2 separate regions of the Homo sapiens genome follow, and region 2 is linked to region 1. The links are chromatin contacts, found by Hi-C or POLR2A ChIA-PET in ENCODE. All regions are on one chromosome and are shown on one strand. Each heading gives the region's core, a stretch centred on a gene start or an enhancer-like site at or near the end of the contact. The rest is flanking DNA. Distances are from core to core; before and after follow the strand shown.

Region 1 (2,953 bases), core at 298-2,797:
ATAGCATCAGTCATTTAAAAACGAGGCTGGGCGTGGTGACTCATGCCTGTAATCCCAGCACTTTGGGAGGCCAAGGTGGAAGGATCACCTGAGGTCAGGAGTTCGAGGCCACCTCCTGGCCAACATGGCAAAACCCCGTCTCTGCTAAAAATACAAAAATTAGCTGGGCATTGTGGCATGTGCCTGTAATCCTAGCCACTCGGGTGGCTGAGGCAGAAGAATCCCTTGAACCCAGGAGGGAGGGGTTGCAGTGAGCTGAGATCGCACCACTGCACTGCAGCCTGGGTGATAGAATGAGACTCCATCTCAAAAAAAAAAGAACAGGGTCTTCGCAGATGTAATTAAGGATCTTGAGATGACATTATCCTGAAATTTATGGTGGACTTAATAAGAGAAAGGAGTGTCCTTTACAAGAAAAAGGAGCGGCCGGGCTCGGTGGCTCACGCCTGTAATCCCAGCACTTTGGGAGGCAGAGGAGGGAGGATTGCTTGACCCCAGGAGTTCGAGACCAGCCTGGACAACATAGGGAGACCCTGTCTCTACTACAAAAAAAAAAAAGAAAAAAAAAAGGAGAGATACATTTGAGACTCAGAGACACACAGAGAAGGCCAAGTGACGACAAAGGCAGAACGCGGAAGGCTGCATCTACAAGCCAAGAACTCCAAGGATTCCCAGCAGCCACCAGAACCCAGGAGAGAGGCATAGGACACACAGATTGTCCTCAGAGCCTCCAGAGGGAGCCAACTGTGCTGACAACCTCACTTCATTATTCTGATCTCTTGAATTGTGAGAAAATCACGTTCTGTTGTTTTAAACCTCGCAGTGTGTGGGCATTTGTTACAGCAGGCCCCAGAAAACTAATAGCATTCGCCTATTTACTTTGTTTACTGTCTGTCTCCCTGAGGGCCACGAATTTTGTGTTTTGTTCATTCTGTGAGCAGAAACAGGCACAGAGTAGGTAATAAGTACTTAATATGTGCCAGACGCTGTTTTAAGTGCTTTTACATGGTTTCATTCATTTCATCCTTACAGTAAGCAACGTTTTGGAGCAGACACTACTATTTACAGGGAGCAAACTGAGGCCCCGAGGGTCGTGGTCAGGATTCCAACCTATTAAATGATGTTCCCTGGATAATTACAGAATCAGAAAACTAGGAGTCGGAAGGGCAACATCAGGCACGGCCCAATCACCACGAAGCCTCGATTTCTCTCTCTCTACTGCAAACGAAAGGCATTAACTGGCTTTGCCCACAGCGTGGAGCCCAGGAGACCGACGAAGGTTTCACCTGCGCACGCATTTCCTCACAATGCACCCCGCGCCGGCGCGCGTTGCTCCGCCTCCTTTTGCATTACAAGCCGCGGCACTTTACGGCTCTCGTCCTCGTTCCTCCGGCGGGAACACGGCCCGCCCCGCCCTTTCGCCCAGCGGGCCCCGCCCTACTCCGCGTGGATTGGTTGACCGCCCTTCGAGCCCGGTGCTGACTGGCTTGCGTCTCTGCCACTTTCTTTCAGCTTAGTGGCGCGCGGCGCGGCGACGACCGCCGGGAGCGTGTGCAGCGGCGGCGGCGGAAGTGGCCGGCGAGCCCGGTCCCCGCCGGCACCATGGTGAGGGCAGGGCAACTGCGGGGTCTCACCGGGAGGCGGGAACAGCAGTCGTTGGGATCCCTGCGGGCGGGCGCTGTGGGCTTGGTTGGCGCGGGGCGAACGTAAGGTCCGAGCCTCGAGTCCCGCCCCCCGGCACGAGGCTGGGAAACTGAGGCCGGAGACTGCAGGTGGCTCTATCACGTTCGTGTCTGGGATTTAGGGTTGCACGGACTTGTATCCACAGTACAGTGGCCTCGCCTTAGTTAGTTTTCCCAGTTTGCAGGTGGGGAAACTGAAGTAAAAAAAAAAAAGGTGGGGATCCGCCAAATGCAGCAGAGAGTTTTTGGGCAGGGAAGGGGTCCCTTACGCTTCGGGCCCAGTCTGACCTCCCTGATTGAAAACTAGAGTGCTGGGAAGTAGGGGGCCAGTCTGAGTTGTGAAACTTAGTTTTAGGAATTTCAGAGCTTGCAAGATGCTAGCAGCACAGCCTCCTAGGCCTCTTGGTTTCTGGCTGAAAAGCAGGCCTGGTGCTGGGGTGTGGTGTTTCTCCTTGGGTCACATAGCATGTCATTCCAGCGGAAGGGGGCGTTTTGAGCTAGGGGTGGACAAAGTACATCCTCCCAATACAAAGAAGGAAAAATTGCGGCCCAGGTCTCTGCAGGGCCCATTGTTTATGATTCTGGAAGTTCTGGATCTGGGCTAGAAAGTGCCCGTGTCCCCCACTGTGCAGATCGGAAAAGGAATTCAGAGCTGGGAGTTTCCTGGCCCATCAGCTTCTGGTCCTTCTTTTTTCAATGAGAGAAACCAAGGCCCTTGTTGGGGATGTGACTTCCAGACTCTGTGAGACAGTGGGAGATTCAGTAACCAGGAGGGTCCCCCAGGGGTGGCTGCATCAGAACTGTGGATTAGTGAGAACTCTCCCTAAATCCGGCTGGTCAGTGTGTAACCACCCAATGGGTTCACCTTGCCTGTCTTCCTAGACAGATTTATCAAGACAGGGGAATTGCAGTGGAGAAAGAGTATTTCACACAGAGCCAGCTATGCAGGAGACCAGAGTTTTATTATTGCTCAAATCAGTCTCCGCTGAGCATTAGGGGATCCGAGTTTTGAAAGATAATTTGGCGGGTAGGGGCTCAGGAAGTGGGGAGTGCTGATTGGTTGGAGCTTCCTGAGGTCGATGGAGTCATCGACGGGAGTGTTGAAGTGAGGTTTTCTTGCTGTCTTCTGTTCCTGGGTGGGATCGCAGGACTGGTTGAGCCAGATTACTGGTCTGGGTAGTGTCAGCTGATCCGTCAAGTACGGGGTCTGCAAAATATCTCAAGCACTGATCTTAGATTTTATAATAGTGATGTTATCCCAAGGAGCAATT
Region 2 (2,953 bases), core at 130-2,629, 600 kb before region 1:
GGTGCTTGCCCAAGAGAGCACAGCTGGTTAACCCATACCCAGGAGGCCTGCTGGGGGCTTACCTGGTGGGTGTCAGGACGAGGCAGAAGATGCCATAGGGATCCTCAGACAGCTTCTGCAAGATGGGAAGGACAAACGCTGCTGTCTTCCCACTGCCTGTCTTAGCACAGCCCAAGCAGTCTCGACCTGGGTTGGGGACAAAGCAGCATCAACACCCTCCATGTGTGGACAGCTGGGTTTCAGAGACCTTGCCCAGGACACACTGCCAGTGAGTGGCAGGCTGGACTGGAACCCATATCCATTTGACCCGAGATGCCCACAGCTTCCTACCACCTCGTTCTAACTCCGTCCAGGAGCACGTGAATTTGGGGAATCCAGAATTCCCTTCCCTCATATGCATCTTGTGCTCCCTGTTGACCCCTTCATTTGTTTATTTAATCCCTGACTTATCACATCTTAGGCTTCCTGTGGGCCTCTCTTTAATGGCGAAACTGGGTTGGGCTAGAGGAGCAGAGAGAAGACCTTCTCCTAGAGGAGCAATCACAGGACCAAGGAGTCCTGGATCTACCAGCAATTTTGACAGCCTCAACTTCTATTTGTAAAATAAAGATAGCAGTACCAGGTCTGCAGGATTTTGCGATACTATCGGACTAGTCATCCATCAAACCCTCCCTGTGCTGAGACTATGAAAATTTCAGAGATTACATCACTTGCGTACGAACACAAAGCGAGTCAGTCATGCAACCTAAATGCCAACACTGTCCAGTCGTCCTCCGGAACCCCGGATCTCCTGTAACGCCCGAGGTTGCCCCTCGCCTCGTGGGACCGGAATAAGCAAAGGTTGCGAGAAGGGAAAGGAGTCGAGAGGAGCGGAGAGGCCTCTTGGGGAAGGCCCTGGGCCATACTCACCCTCCAGGATGGCGGGGATGCAGCCGAGCTGCACGGGCGTGGGCTGCTTCAAACCCAGCTGCCGACATTGTTCCACGAGCCACGATGACAGCCCGAGCTCCGCGAAGCCTGCCATCCTTGTGGCCGCTTGTAGGGGCCCCTTGTAGGGGCCCGTGTGATCCGCGCTTCCGGCGCGCGCCGACGACGTCACGAGAAAAATCTTCCTGTTTATTGGATCTGCCTCCTGCGTGGTCCCACCCTCTCCAGCTCCCTCAGCCTATTCCCAGCCTCGACCGCATCCTTATCATGTTTCCCCGGATCCCATTGGCTTGCAGAAACACACTACAATTCCCGAGATGCTCTCCGTGACGCACTTACGCCTTCCGCCCCCTTGCATATTATTGTGGAGCTTCCCATTGGCTTACTTCGCCGCCGCTCGGAAAAAGTAAACTACATTTCCTAGCGTGCCCGTGTCTTGCTTCCGGCTGACGTGTCTTTCAGGAAGAGGAGCTGGTGAGAAGACAGCGAAATGGCGCCTCCGGCCCCCGGCCCGGCCTCCGGCGGCTCCGGGGAGGTAGACGAGCTGTTCGACGTAAAGAACGCCTTCTACATCGGCAGCTACCAGCAGTGCATAAACGAGGCGCAGCGGGTGAAGGTGCGGCCGCGCAGGGGCGCGGGGACGCTGGGGGCGGAGGCGGAGGACGCTTTCTGGTGGCCGCGAGCCGCGTTCTGCGTCTAAAAACTTTCTCTTTTCTTCTCGCGTTTTTTGGGCCACCTCTTCCACAGTTCAGTGAGGAGTAGTCACTGTCCCGTGACAGAACCCAGAGCAGTAACAGTTTACGGTACTGCTCACTCGTACAGCGTTCTCTCTGCGCCCTTGAAAGTGTTTTGAGTAAGGGAGGTGTTTATGCCACTGTAGTGACAATAAGCCTATTTTGTTCAGCCATACCTTCAGTTCCCGTGAGATGGAGACTGTTGCTTATCCTCATTTTACGGATGAGAACCCTAAAGTTCAGAGAAGGACGTTTCCCTGCCCAACCAGCCTGGTTATTTCTCCCAGAGCTTACCCATTCATTCATTCATTCTTCATTGAGCACTTTTTTGGACGGGCACTGTATTCCGCTGGACTCAGAATGATAAACACAGTTTCCCAGCGCAGTGGCTCAAACGCCTGTAATTCTGGCGCTTTGGGAGGCCGAGGCGGGCAGATCGCATGCGCCCAGGAGTTCGAGACCAGCTTGGGCAACGTGGAGAAACCATGAGTCTACCAAAAATTAGCCGGGCGTGGTGGCGGGCACTTGTAATCTCAGCTACCGGGAGGCTGAGACAGGAGAATCGCTTCAACCCGGAGGCCGAGGTTGCAGTGAACCGAGATCGCGCCACTGCACTCCAGCCTGGGTGACAAAGTTGTAAGAATTAAAGAGGAAAGAAACACGAAAGGTGGCTTGCCAGTCAAGACAGGTTTATTTTAGAGAAAACAAACCTGAGAGGCGCCTTCTGGCGGAGTTGGGTCAGAGTAACACTCTTTTACAGACTAAGAGTTTTTAAGGATTCAGGGTCGGAGAGTTTATCAGAGGCTTGAACTGCTTCTGTGTCTCTTCGTTGTGCTTATCTGGGAGGGAGAGTTGTGTGTCTGTTCCCATACATCTTTCTTTTTTCTTTTCTTTTCTTTTCTTTTTTTTTTTTTTTTGAGATGGAGACTCGCGCTGTTGCCAGGCTGGAGTGCAGTGGCGTGATCTCGGCTCACTGCAACCTCCGCCCCCAGGTTCAAGCAATTCTCCTTTCTCAGCCTCTCGAGTAGCTGGGATTACAGGCGCGCGCCACCATGGCCCGGCTAATTTTTGTATTTTTAGTAGAGACGGGGTTTCACCATGTTGGCCAGGATGGTCTCCATCTCTTGACCTTGTGATCTGCCCGCCTTGGCCTACCAAAGTGTTGGGATTACAGGTGTGAGCCACCGTGCCCAGCCTCCCATACATCTTTCTGCAGCTGCAGGCATACCCCCCTACTCTGCTTTTAGCTTGCCTATTTTAGTGCACCTGAAGGGAAAGGAATGTGCTTATTA

Evidence for each region. Hi-C counts contacts between places; a loop is a spot of excess contacts on that map. ChIA-PET counts read pairs that join two places held with the same protein, here RNA polymerase II (POLR2A). Pooled maps may share reads with other maps.
Region 2: a loop to region 1 is called in a pooled map, with 17 times the contacts of the local background. The contact joins the promoter of COPE here to the promoter of LSM4 in region 1. A Hi-C loop is called at or near these places in 1 of 37 single-sample maps with no recorded cell type and 8 of 50 pooled maps. POLR2A ChIA-PET finds 5 or more read pairs at or near these places in 3 of 52 experiments (A673, CD4-positive, alpha-beta T cell and K562).

Annotation. Positions count from the first base shown.
Region 1 is chr19:18,321,670-18,324,622 of GRCh38, reverse strand. LSM4 (LSM4 homolog, U6 small nuclear RNA and mRNA degradation associated) reads left to right here and starts at 1,547. Exons shown (of 5, transcript NM_012321.5): 1 at 1,547-1,605. The coding sequence starts at 1,603. It overlaps LOC105372300 (a long non-coding RNA gene), which reads right to left. Exons shown (of 2, transcript XR_007067157.1): 2 at 2,626-2,889. RefSeq lists enhancers at 406-1,008, 1,207-1,426 and a silencer at 1,487-1,666.
Region 2 is chr19:18,917,813-18,920,765 of GRCh38, reverse strand. It overlaps COPE (coat protein complex I subunit epsilon), which reads left to right and starts at 1,379. Exons shown (of 10, transcript NM_007263.4): 1 at 1,379-1,543. The coding sequence starts at 1,418. It overlaps DDX49 (DEAD-box helicase 49), which reads right to left and starts at 1,051. Exons shown (of 13, transcript NM_019070.5): 1 at 910-1,051; 2 at 63-186. The coding sequence starts at 1,024. RefSeq lists enhancers at 777-1,376, 2,279-2,953 and a silencer at 1,457-1,646.